Linked DNA regions of Mus musculus: regions 2 and 3 are each linked to region 1. Evidence: chromatin contacts called from ENCODE Hi-C or POLR2A ChIA-PET data. All regions are on one chromosome and are shown on one strand. Each heading gives the region's core, a stretch centred on a gene start or an enhancer-like site at or near the end of the contact. The rest is flanking DNA. Distances are from core to core; before and after follow the strand shown.

What was found. Hi-C counts contacts between places; a loop is a spot of excess contacts on that map. ChIA-PET counts read pairs that join two places held with the same protein, here RNA polymerase II (POLR2A).
Region 2: a map of v-Abl transformed pro-B cells shows a loop between it and region 1 (2.0-fold over the local background). The contact joins two enhancer-like sites. A Hi-C loop is called at or near these places in 2 of 37 maps with a recorded cell type or tissue (both v-Abl transformed pro-B cells). POLR2A ChIA-PET finds 5 or more read pairs at or near these places in 1 of 5 experiments (Patski).
Region 3: a map of v-Abl transformed pro-B cells shows a loop between it and region 1 (3-fold over the local background). The contact joins the promoter of Cd180 here to the enhancer-like site in region 1. A Hi-C loop is called at or near these places in 3 of 37 maps with a recorded cell type or tissue (CH12.LX, Patski and v-Abl transformed pro-B cells). POLR2A ChIA-PET finds 5 or more read pairs at or near these places in 1 of 5 experiments (embryonic stem cell).

What each region holds. Positions count from the first base shown.
Region 1 is chr13:102,896,406-102,900,402 of GRCm38, reverse strand. All of the region lies in intron 4 of Mast4 (microtubule associated serine/threonine kinase family member 4), which reads left to right. Among named protein-coding and RNA genes, the nearest start is that of Gm30106, 9.4 kb to the left of the region's middle. Within about 2 kb of position 1,373, at least 2 of the 3 ENCODE cell types and tissues checked have a DNase peak (open chromatin) inside an H3K27ac peak, as active enhancers do.
Region 2 is chr13:102,743,248-102,747,043 of GRCm38, reverse strand. The region is part of intron 26 of Mast4 (microtubule associated serine/threonine kinase family member 4); the gene reads left to right. Among named protein-coding and RNA genes, the nearest start is that of 1700099I09Rik, 15 kb to the left of the region's middle. Within about 2 kb of position 1,890, at least 1 of the 3 ENCODE cell types and tissues checked has a DNase peak (open chromatin) inside an H3K27ac peak, as active enhancers do.
Region 3 is chr13:102,691,865-102,695,638 of GRCm38, reverse strand. It overlaps Cd180 (CD180 antigen), which reads right to left and starts at 2,081. Exons shown (of 3, transcript NM_008533.2): 1 at 1,850-2,081. The coding sequence starts at 1,939.

The DNA of each region.
Region 1 (3,997 bases), core at 124-2,623:
GAGTTGCTTCTTGTATCCCCCTCCTCCCACACACACAGTTAAAACCACATTTGTGGAGTTTTGATTCTGTTTGAAGGACCACTGGGAATTCATTCCTGCCTTCCGTTCATGCTGAGGCAAGGACTACAGTAGTGAATAAGTCAGCCTCACCAGTAAACAGATATCTAAAGAAGCCCATTGCCAAATTGGGGTCAGTGTTCCGACAGCTGCAAGAGTGTGGAAGGGAGAGAGAGAGAGAGAGAGAGAGAGAGAGAGAGAGAGAGAGAGAGAGAGAGAGAGGGAGAGAGGGAGAGAGGGAGAGAGAGAGAGAGTAACCTTGTGGGTGTGGAGTGGGGACTGCTTTAAATAAAGAGGCTAGGGAAGTCCCTTTGAAAAGGTAATATTTAAAGGGAGGCTGAAGACTGTGAGAAACATTTGGGGGGGGGGCAACTGTCTGGCAACATCAAAGTCTCTTGAGGCAGGAAGGACAAAAAGAAAGTCCCCAGACAGGAAGTTGAATTTAGGTATAGGGCATTGACCTGGAAACCATCATTTATACCATGGGAGGTGTAGATTATCTTAGTCTGGAAGAAAAACAGCGTCATTGAAGGAATGGGCAGAGATGACTTTCAAGGGGATAAGTCCCCCAAGAGTGAAGGGTGGCCTGTGTGCATGCGTGCGTGAGTGTTGTCTCTGGCTCACACAGTGGGGAGACCATCAGTGCCCCCAGCATCAACAGTTGTCCAGTGGTACTCTGAGTTGTCATTTGACCAGCACGGTTGGTGTGAAGCAAGGAAATGCAGATTGGGTGGTGACCACCTTTTGTGGGCAGATAAACCCAGAGGTCATGCATCGTGGCACCAAGCCTTATATGTTCAGGCAGCCCAGGAGCCTCGTTCCTGAATCACATCCCCTTACTCACCGTCTGCTCACCCCATGGGCTGCTCCATCACCAGAGTTGGCAAGGGCAGAAGTTTCCTTTTCACATCCTCCCTGGAAGTTCAAGTTCCTCCCACAGCCTGTGAACCTCGCCTCCCCTCCTCTCCCCTCCCCTCTCCTCCCCTCCCCTCTCCTTCTCTTCCCTCTGAGCTTGCTGCTGGAGTTTCACTTTAAAGCCTTGACTCAGCTGGGTGCGGTAGCCTACACCTGTAATATCAGCAGCACTCTGGTGGAAGAGGCAGGAGGATTGCTGCATGTTCAGGCTATTTGGTCTATGGGACAAGTTTTAGGCTAGCCGGGGCTATACTGTGAGACCCTGTCCGCAAACAGACATATGAACCCACATAAAGCCCCGGATCTTCTTGGGCCTAATTCCCCTCACTGTTGGCTCCCTCCTGAGCCCTGGCACCAGGCCGTTTCTCAGCAGCTGGTTCCACAGGTGGCCGAAACCAGGCCCCACTTGTGGCTCCTCCTCGCCTCTCCACGCCTGACCTGCGGGCTAGGCCCCTCCCTGAGTCCCTGAGCCATTTCCTCCCACTCCTGGCCTTGCCCAGGCCTGTTTCATAACTGCTTCCTTTCATCCCTCTCCTGTCTTCACGTTCTCCACTGTGCCTTGCCTATTGCTGCAGGACTCGCCCTGTCATCCTCTCATCCAGTCAGCTCCAGCTTGGCTAATGTGCCCTGAAGCTGCCTTGTAGAGCTCACCCCTCCTCCCCGGCCCTGCCACACCGTGCCCAGCCTTTTCCCCGAATAATTCATCCAGGGAAGAGAGGGCTCTACTCCAAGACTTTGGTATATACGGCTCTTGCTGCTGTCTGCTGAGAGCCTGGGTTTCCGCCTAGCATAGGGAGTTCTGACAGTCTCTGCAGTTCCCCCTTAAGGCTGACCAGATCGCAGCAATCAGGAGAACAAAGGCAGGTGGATTCTCAGAGTTCAAGGCCAGCCTGGCTCAGAATGGGAGCTCCCAAGTTGTCACTGCTGCCCTGTAATGTTCAGGTGTATGGTGATGGAGGAGGAGGCAGAGCAGTGAGGAATGTATAAAGTGAAAAAAGTGGGTTTCCAAAAAAAAAAAAATGCATTGGAAATAATCGATGAGGACATGGAAGCTTATGCTTTGGAGAAGGAGTCACAGCTCTTCACCCTGTAACTAGGCAGTGCGTTTGTGCTTCTCTGGCTGGCTGCTTTAAGGTCCAGGATACTGGGACAGGGAGGTAGGATATGAGAAAGAATGTGTTAGTCTTTTATGGCTTTGCCTGGTTTTCTTTACAAATATATCTGGTATCAGGAGTTTAAATAGTATCTTTTAAAGCAGGGGAGTCATAAGCTTTGCAATAGAGACTAAAAAGCTGGTAGATATTGGTATCAAAAAATCCTTAGTCCCTATGGGTCTGTAGAGGAAGAAGGCTTGGAACTGGGCTGGAGCTATACAACTCTGTGGGGAGTCTTCTGTGTATTGGTTAGAATAAAAGTAGCTCTTCCCTTGGAGAGATTCCGATTGGACCCTCCCCAGCAGGGTCCGGAGCACGCCCAACTCTAGTGTGAGCACACACAGAGGTATTTTATTTTAACCTGTCTTATCTTCACTAGATGTCATCTAGTCATTTGAGTGTGACATCATGGTAACTGAATAATCGCTTTGAAAGTTAAGGAGGAGAGCCAAGATGTTTTTAAAAAGGGCCTGGGGCCACGGGGATGAAAGTGGATGGGTGGTGTCCATAACTTTGTCTATTGGAAGCCATCACTCTCTATGAGTAGAGCTGGCTATGTATTAATAGTCACGAACGTGTTTTTCATGACACATGGGTACACTTTGTAACGAGAGAAATCTCTAAATAAAAGTTCACACGGGCTGTTAATTTTTTGAAGTTCCCATACTTTCTGTTTTCTTTTCCCTCTATCTGCCTGGAAATTAGGGAGTTCCGTCAAGGACTCAGCGGTAAATTTTTAAAATGTTGACCTTAAGCTTTGTTATAGAATAGCAGGACCTGAGGGGGTTTTAGCTGTTGGGGACTGATATCAAACTGAACAGTCATATTGTTTTGTCATAAAGAAAAAAGGAACTTAGTATAAACTTTAGGCTTTGGTCAGTATTTGAATGTAAAATGGATGGCTACGAATAGACAATTGTTAGTGTTTATCTCATTTCTTAAGCACCCTGTTGGTTGCTTTATTATAGAACCCTGGGGAATTTTCTATTCTGCTCCTATTTGGGTCTTCAATTTATCAATGACCCTGGTTTTGTTAGTGTAGTGTCTTTTATCCACTATAATTGCAGGCAAAGTGCAGATCTCAACATAAACCTCAACCTCTTTAGAGCAGAGAACCAGCTCTCCATGAGTCTGGGAAGTTTCTAACCTGACATGGAAGTTCATGTCTTTTAGACTAATGACTTAGGTTCCCAGCAAATTGCCTGGGCGGAGCGAGCCACCTGATGGGTCATATTTGGATCTTGCTGAGATCACAGCCGATAGCCATAGGCTTCGAGGGGAGAAAGCTGAGCTCAGCAGGCCCATTCTTCACCATGAGAAATATAGATGCTCGTTTAGCCATGTTTGTTCTAATTTTAAATATTACAGCACAAGTTTATGTCTCAGGATTGACTATGCCACCTCCTTAAGAGTCACCCTTGGAGGATTACCTACACACTGCCAAGCTTCTTGGCTGTTAAATCTGAAGGAAGTCACAGCACCTGTAGCTTACCTAAAAAAACAACAAAAAACAAAAAAACAAAAAAAACAACGTATATTCCCCATTCACATACAACATGTGTGTCTTGTGGAATGCAGCATGCTAGATGTCTCTACCTTGGAAATTACAGTTATTAAATGTTTTCTTTTATAGATTCATGGAGGGCTGGGATTAAGAGAGTATGTCTGTCATGGGAAAAGCTACCACCTGAATAAAGCTCTCTAGGAAATGCCAAATGAACCCTTTGTACTGTAAAACAATAGCCATTAAGTGGCTATTATGTAATGTTCTTTCCCAAGTCTGAGTTTAAGGACTTGTTGATCTTGGACCTGGAGAAAGAATTCCTGTAAAAAGTATTCCTTTTACTTGGCTAAACTCTAGACTTTGGATG
Region 2 (3,796 bases), core at 641-3,140, 150 kb after region 1:
TCGTGGGTTGAGAACACCAGGAGCACTTTCTACATCTCATTGCTGCACCTTGAGTCTCATTTCCCCTTACAGCGTTGAAGTAGCCCTGCTGTGGAACCTTCAGCTCACGAGTACAGGGAGGCGGGTCCAACAGCAGTCAGCAGTGTAGACTCCTGGGATGAGTGGATGGTCAGGTCCCTCATTCCTTCCCTTCCAGGAGAGCTTGATCGTGGGACAGCATCAGTCTTTCTAAAATAACTTCATGGTCTTTCGTAGATGGAGACCATAGTGTCCCAGTTTTCAGCCTTTGCTCGAGCGATAACAGGTCAGGCTTAACCCTATAATTAAGGAACTTTCCACTCAGCCGTATTACTTTGTTTAAATTCTTGGTGCATAAGAAAACCTCTAGGCCTCACCAGCACTTGGTTCAGGAACTTCAGGAACTCTGGGAGCTTCTCAAGTATGGGGTGGGGACAACCAAATGGCATGACTGTCATCCTTCCGTATTTCCTTGTATTTCCAGAGCTTTGGGCTAAATGCTGCAAGCGTCATCTAAAACAACTCAGGGAAATAGCTGATGGGGAGCTGAGGTTATAGTTCCGTTGGTAAAGTACTTCCCTGGCAAGCATGGGGACTTGAGTTTGATCCTCTAGAACAGTGGTCCTCAGCCCCCTAATGCTGTGACCCTTTATTACAGTTCTCCATGTGGTGGTGGCCCCCAGTCATAAAGTATTTTCATTGCTACTCCATACAGTAATTTTCTTACTGTTATGAATCCTAATGTGAATATCTGACATGTGATCCCCTAAAGGGGTTATGACCCACAGGTGGAGAACCACTGCTCTAAAACCACACGGGGTGCAGACACCTGCAGTCAGTGGCACTTGTGCACTCACCACTGGGGAGTAGAGACAGGAATGTCACAGGCTTTGCTGGTCAGCCAGGTCAGCCTACTTGGTGAGTTTCAGATCATGTATCAAGAAACAAGGATGTCTTCTGGCCTCACATGCTTGTGCGTGTGCACACGTGCACGCACACACACACACACACACACACACGATCCTACACAAAACTCATACACATACATAGCTAATGAAGCAAGAGTACTTGGCACCCGCCAGGCTCTGCTGGGTTTTACACAAATTCATGTGACCCTCGGTTCTTCTCTGAGGCAGATGCTATAAATAGAGGTGTCCCCATTTTCCAGACACACAAACCAAAGTAGAGAGCCATGAGCAAGGCAGCCACAACCATCTGCTAGGTCAGTGATTTCAACCCAGGCAGCGTGAGTCAGAGGCTGTGCTTTCAGTGCCTACCACACACTTCTCCAACACAAGCATCTAATTAGGAGTGCCTCATCATCCAGTGCTCACAGTAGGAAGGCCTAGCATCACCAGGCTATAATCAAAGTGCTAAACCTAAGGAACAGACTGTAAACGTGGCAGAAGTTCCCAAGAAGGAAAGACTACTGGCATCGAAAAAGCTCAAGAGAACTGAGGGTTAATCTGTACAGGCCTTAAATGATGGTTCGGGGAGTTGAGGAGAAGTAGGGATAGCCCAGGCAACATGGATAGAAATGCAAATGTGAGGTGGGTGGGTCTCAGGTGTTGGGAAGTACACAGTGAGCCTAGTAGGTTGAGGCCTTGGTTCATGTTGGGGTAAGGTGTGCTAGCAGGCTGGAGCTAGGGCGGAGGATGAGAGTCAGGGCCACAACACAAGGGAGGCCAGAAGGAAGAAACCTTGACTCAGTTCAGCCCACTTAAAACTTCTCCTCTCCCCTTGTGCACTGAAACCCGGAAAGACTTGCAAGTCAGAGCAAACTAAGCAGACATCTAGCAGTCAGCTTGCCTAGTTCTGTTGCTGCTGCTATTGTTTTCTCAGACAGCTATCACAGAGTTCTCTCACGCCCCAGCTTCCTTGTAGCTCCTGCTGTAGCTAGGTGGATCCACTAGGTGGCAGGCTTCGCAAACAGCACCCAGTATTTTTTTTTTTCTATTCATTTACCATTTCTCCTGATGCTTCTGATTAATATTTGCATGATGCACCTTGTGCATTTTTTACTACAGGAGCTGTCTTTGGTGTATGAATATCAGTCCAACAAACCGCTTTTTGAAAAGTCATAAGTAGAAACAAACAAAAAGTAGGTTTAGCTTTTGTGGAAGGGGGCATTTATTCAGAGCCTCAATACATGCTGAGTCAGCGGGCCCTGCTCCTCTCCATTTTCTAGTGAGAAGCACTCATGATTTGTACTCTAATTTATCATTCACAATTTTATCATGCTTATGCCTCCTTCGTTTTTCAGTGATCTAGTTCTCTGAGCATGCCCCACATGGCCCATGATGGTTTGCTGACCGCCACTGTGGTGGACACAAGCCAGGCACTGGAGAGGTAGAGGGGACCAAGCACCCGCTGCCCATGCGGAGCAGATCGGGAAGGAGGGGCACTGGGGGATGAAGGACAGAGTAGCCAGACTTTGATGGTTCCATTTACCACCATGACTCTGAGAGCAAGAATCTCAGGGGTCCTTGAAACTGTTATCATTATCTATAGTCCAACAATGACAGTCCTTTCTCACCTCAGGAGTAGTGACCCAACCCTCGGATCTTGATTATAAGAATAAAGATTATACATGAGAATGACTTTAAAGCTAAATTGTATTTTTAAAACACCAGGTGGCATTGTTAGCCTCCTACTAGGATATGAAAGTCTGAGCCAGGTGTGACGGGACATAACCACAATTCTAGCCCTCCAGAGGCTGACGAGGAAGAACTGGCACATGTTTGAGACCAGTGTGGGCTACCCTGTGAGTTCTGGGCTAGCCTGATCTACAGTGTTAGACTGTGCTTTAAAAAAAAAAAAAAGGCAATGTTGAGATGCATTGGAATACAAGCCCCAGTGGCTCATGGGATATCAACCTAGTGATCATATGGAGGTGTGTGTGCACTCAGTATAGGAAAGTAGCAAAGAACACTTTTGAAAGATAAGTCCCAGCAGCCTTGTTGCCCCTTTTCATCCCATTCATGAAGGCCTCCTTCCACGAATCTTCAATAGCGAATTTTCCACTTGGTGAGAAATAAGCCAACCTCTCCCGTTAAAGAAAATGTAAATGTTTTAAAGTTTTGCACCTACATGTAGGACATATGACTTACCTTTCTGTTGGAATTCAGACCCCACCTACCTAAAATATTTTCTGCAAATCTATTATTAGGTGGGAGATTATACTTCTAAAATGATATATGAAGAGCTATGAAGGCAATAATAAAAACACTGTGTTTTCAATTATAAGCCAGAGATAAAACATCAACAAAGAGCTCCCTGAAGCAGTGGTGGCCAGCCTGTGGGTCGTAACCCCTGGCGTTTGCAAACCCCTGCATATCGGATGTGTACATTAGGATTCATAACGGTAGCAAAATTACAGTAAAAAAGTAGCAGTGAAATAATTTTATGGTTGGGGGTCACCACAGCTATATTAAAGGGTCACAACAGTGGGAAGGTTGAGAACCACTGCCCTAAAGAAATATAAATAACTAAGGAACCATCAACTCATAAAACTGAAACTCAGAAAAGAGTAGCGGTGGGGAGACACCAGTAGGCAGCCAAGACAAAGCATGTCCTTAGAGAATCTTTGTTGAGAAGTTTCCAGACATGTGAGATGGAAAATAGAGAGCTACAGATATGACATTAAGATTGTTGATAAGATGTGCATATGTTTATACATGTTCAAAGAATGACGAGGATGCGCTAGGGATGATGTAGCTATGTAATTTAATGCCAGAGTGTTGCTTAGCATACACCAAGGCCCTCCGTCTGATTTTCA
Region 3 (3,774 bases), core at 832-3,331, 210 kb after region 1:
AGCATAGTCTTTCCTAATCGGCCCTGCATTCTCCCACGTGCCTGTGCCCTAGAGGTCAGGAACACTTAGAAACAGGCTCCCATCATATTCATGCATTAAACAGTTTAGGAACTCAGCTGCTTAGAAAGAATAAACGAGGGAAGGGGGAAGAGAGAAGAGAGATTGAATGTTAATAAAACACAGGGTCTTTAGGGGATGCACTGAGCCCCACCCTCAGGACCTGAAAGGCACAGTACTGGAGGCCTAAGGCAGACAACTTCTCTCTTTTTGCCCCATTCCTCTTCCCTCTGCCAATGTAGGGGTCATGTACAAAAGGGAACTGGCAGCTCCAGAGCCTGGTGTCATCCTTGGGTAGTTTGAATGGCTCAGTACCTCCGCTGGAAGCTTCCTTCCTGGACTCCTTGTGGCCTCAGAAGGGCTAGACTGACTTCCCACAAGTGCTGCACTGCATATTGCCTTGCTCTGTGAAACTCCAATGAATGGGAGGACCATTCCATCTGGAGATGATGTCAGCAGGTGCCTGGCATTTGTCCTTGGTCACTGAGGTGATGTCCCCATCCTGATCCCCCTAAGACATCTACATGATGCATGACATTGAGCTCCCAGCTTAAATGTGGTGAGTGGAGCTGGGGCTGCTGAAGGAAGGCCCTTCCCTCTTTTACTTCTTTTATGTGCTGAGTTGTGTCCCATCCTCCCAACCATGTACTCCTGCCACTGATTCTAACTCCGAGGACACCATGCCTCAAGTGACTATAACTGGAGAGAAGGCCTTTCAAGATATGATTACAGTAAAATGAGGAATGCTGGGTAGGTCCTGAGCCAGCATGACTAATGTCCCAATAAGAGAAAATGAGACACACTTAAGCATGGGGAGAGACACAAGAGGACAACCAACGATAAGCCAAGGGAAAGTCCTCAGAGGAAAACAACCTTGCTGTTACCTCCATCCTGGATCTCCAGCCTCCAGAAACGACAAACAATACATTCCTACTGTGTAAAATCCCTCACTCTGAAGCTCTGCTTCTGGAAACCCAAAGAAACTAATATAACATCCCTGCCTTGGATTTCCCTGGTATCCTATTTCTGCTCAGTCTGGGAGCATCCCGAGTCTACCCAAATCCAAGGCTAACAAGCTTCTGTTTATTTCTGCTCCAGACTTTATTCCAGTCCTGGCTTTGGGTTCAATTTATACCCTTGACTTCTAGCTATCCCTGGCCTACATTCTCCTTTTGGTCTCCAAGTAGGAAAGCGGCTAACCGAGCCATCAAGGCTCACAGTCTTTTCTGTCTTCGCCATTTGTCAAGCAGGCCCACGTGGACTGGCTACTGGCCAGGGTCAAGGACAGTGGTAGGGAGGTTTAAGATGGCAAAAGATCGAGGCCATTCTCTCTCTCTCCATTCTCTTCATGGTTTCCCATGCATTGATAAATATTGTTACAGTTTAAACCAGAAGGTTTGAGTTGCCTCGGGTCTCAGATTTACTCTGGTTGGTTAGTCCTACAGATGGAAGGGTTTGTCTAATTGGAGGAGAAGATCAATCTGTATTCACAATGATCCTTATAAATTTTCTGAATCTTGGCATGAGCCTGTCTTTACTAGCCCTTCTCAAGACAGCTAAGAAACCAAAGGGTTCTGTGGGGAGTGACCATGTCCTAGGACAGTGGACAAACAGCTTTAGGCATCAGGATTGAGGGGATCTGCTCTTTGCACCAAACCCCTGATGATATCTCCCGTTGTCCTTTTCAGGACAGTAGAGACTGCGAGCCAAAGCTCAGATGAATCTGTATACGATATCTCAAGTTTTTCAGCAAGTGTCAGCAGCTGGGTAGAGACAAATAGTTTGGACTCACCTCAATGCACTTCTGATCTGAGGATGTGGTGGCTCGGCAACTGGCCAAGAAGAGGGCCACTAAAAAGAAGCAGCTGATGTCCGGAGCCATCCCAGGTCCAGAGCAAGCCCAGCTGCGTAGGATTATCTAATGCTCAGAGCCAAGCAATCTAATCACACTCTAATAGCCCTGGCAATTTGGCAGGCAATGAAGTGCTCAGAAGGTCGATCTTAGAACCGAAATGCTGGGAGCTGCTCAGCATTTGTGGATCTGTCATGCAAAAGGAAAAAAAAAAAAAAAAAAAAAAAAGGGGAAGTTCTTTTTGCATACCAACCATCTTGGCCAAAAATAACTAAGAGCCCTACCCCATGATGGCCTACTGCATTTCCTGTCAAACACACGGATGAGTTGTGCAGCTCTCTAGAATCTCACTACGATGCTTCCCACTGCGTTGAAGCCAGTTTCAAGGGGTTTGGGCCACTTAGCCAATTTCTAGTCTCTATCCTTGTGAGAGTCTGTGGATGTAGGAATTTGCTGCACTCACAATGGACACCACTTCTTCTAGCTGTCCCTGTGAGTGGTTAGGAGAAGGGTAGAGCAGGGCAGAGTGCTTTCCTGCAGCAAACCTGAGGGCTTTGACACTGGGGACTGGGGCAGAAGGAGATAGGCCCAACGGTCCTGCTAGCTGAGTGAACCTCATCTGCTTCCTGGACCACTGCTGTTCTTTCTGTGGACAGATTACTTTCTCTCTCACCCTAGTGACTTAGGACTGTTAAAATGGCTCAGGTGAAAGCCCCTTGTCTGGTTTCACAAAAGGCTCAAAGTTAAACAAGACAGCTGGAGCAGAAATAAGTATATCAGCTTGGGGTCCCTTTTGCCTTAGAAATAGCTTTGACATTGAATAAGTCAGTTGTTAGAGTGATTTCTTAGCATGCATTAAACTTCCAAGTTTGATCCCCAGCATCCCATACAACAAACAGTCATGGGCATACCCACCAGAAATTCAGCATTCCGGAGATAGAGGCAGGAAGATAGGTCACTCAAGGTCAGAGGGAGTTTGAGGCCAGCCCAGGTTACAGGAAATCCTTTCTAGGGGGTGAGGGGAGAAAAAAGCAATAGGGGCAGTAATTATTTGGAAGATCAAGGAGTGGCAGGGAGAGAAAAAGATCAAGCATTTACCCAGTGAACTTAGCTACCACAGGTCTTTTCTGACCTTGAACCGGTTGATATATGGGGGATAGCTGGTGTTGCCTTCTAAAACAATTGAATAGACTTGAATAGTAGACAGGACAAGGGATGTTCACTCCTCTCTTTCAGCAGAGGCTGAACAGGGGCAGGAAAAGCTTCTCCTTTGGGCTTCGTTAGGGATGTTCTCAGTAACGAGGCGTTCCATAAAATGCCATCCTCACCAACAAGCATACCTCTGAAGATGCTATTTGCAAAACATGATCTAAGCCAATAAAGGTGCATGGCAGGGCACTTTACCTCACAGAAGGCACCCCTCACAGTGAGGAACCAAAGGGGCTAAGCCTCAGGTCCACTGCTGGCCATCTGAGTGACCTCCAAAAAAGACACCACAGTTCCCTGGATGTAGTTTCTTGTCTGTAAGACTGGGGCTGTTGTGCTTATATCACATGGTAGTTATGAGGATCAAAAGGGATCATTTGTAGGAAAACGCTTTCTTAACCTTAAAGCCCTGCATAAACATAAAGAAAGCAAAGGGACGGGATGTGGGCTGTGAGCCACCGATCCCAATGTCATGTAAATATCACTCTCAGGAAATTGTCTCCTACCCCAGAGACACTGAAAAGGTGTATTGCTTTCTGTCTTGAAGAAAGGTTTGATGGCTCCGTTAAGGCCATAAGATTTTGTCATTTTTCTGAGGCCATGTCATTTGCATATGATTTGCGTGCGTTTGCATAATGGATTCAAAAGACTCCCTGCCA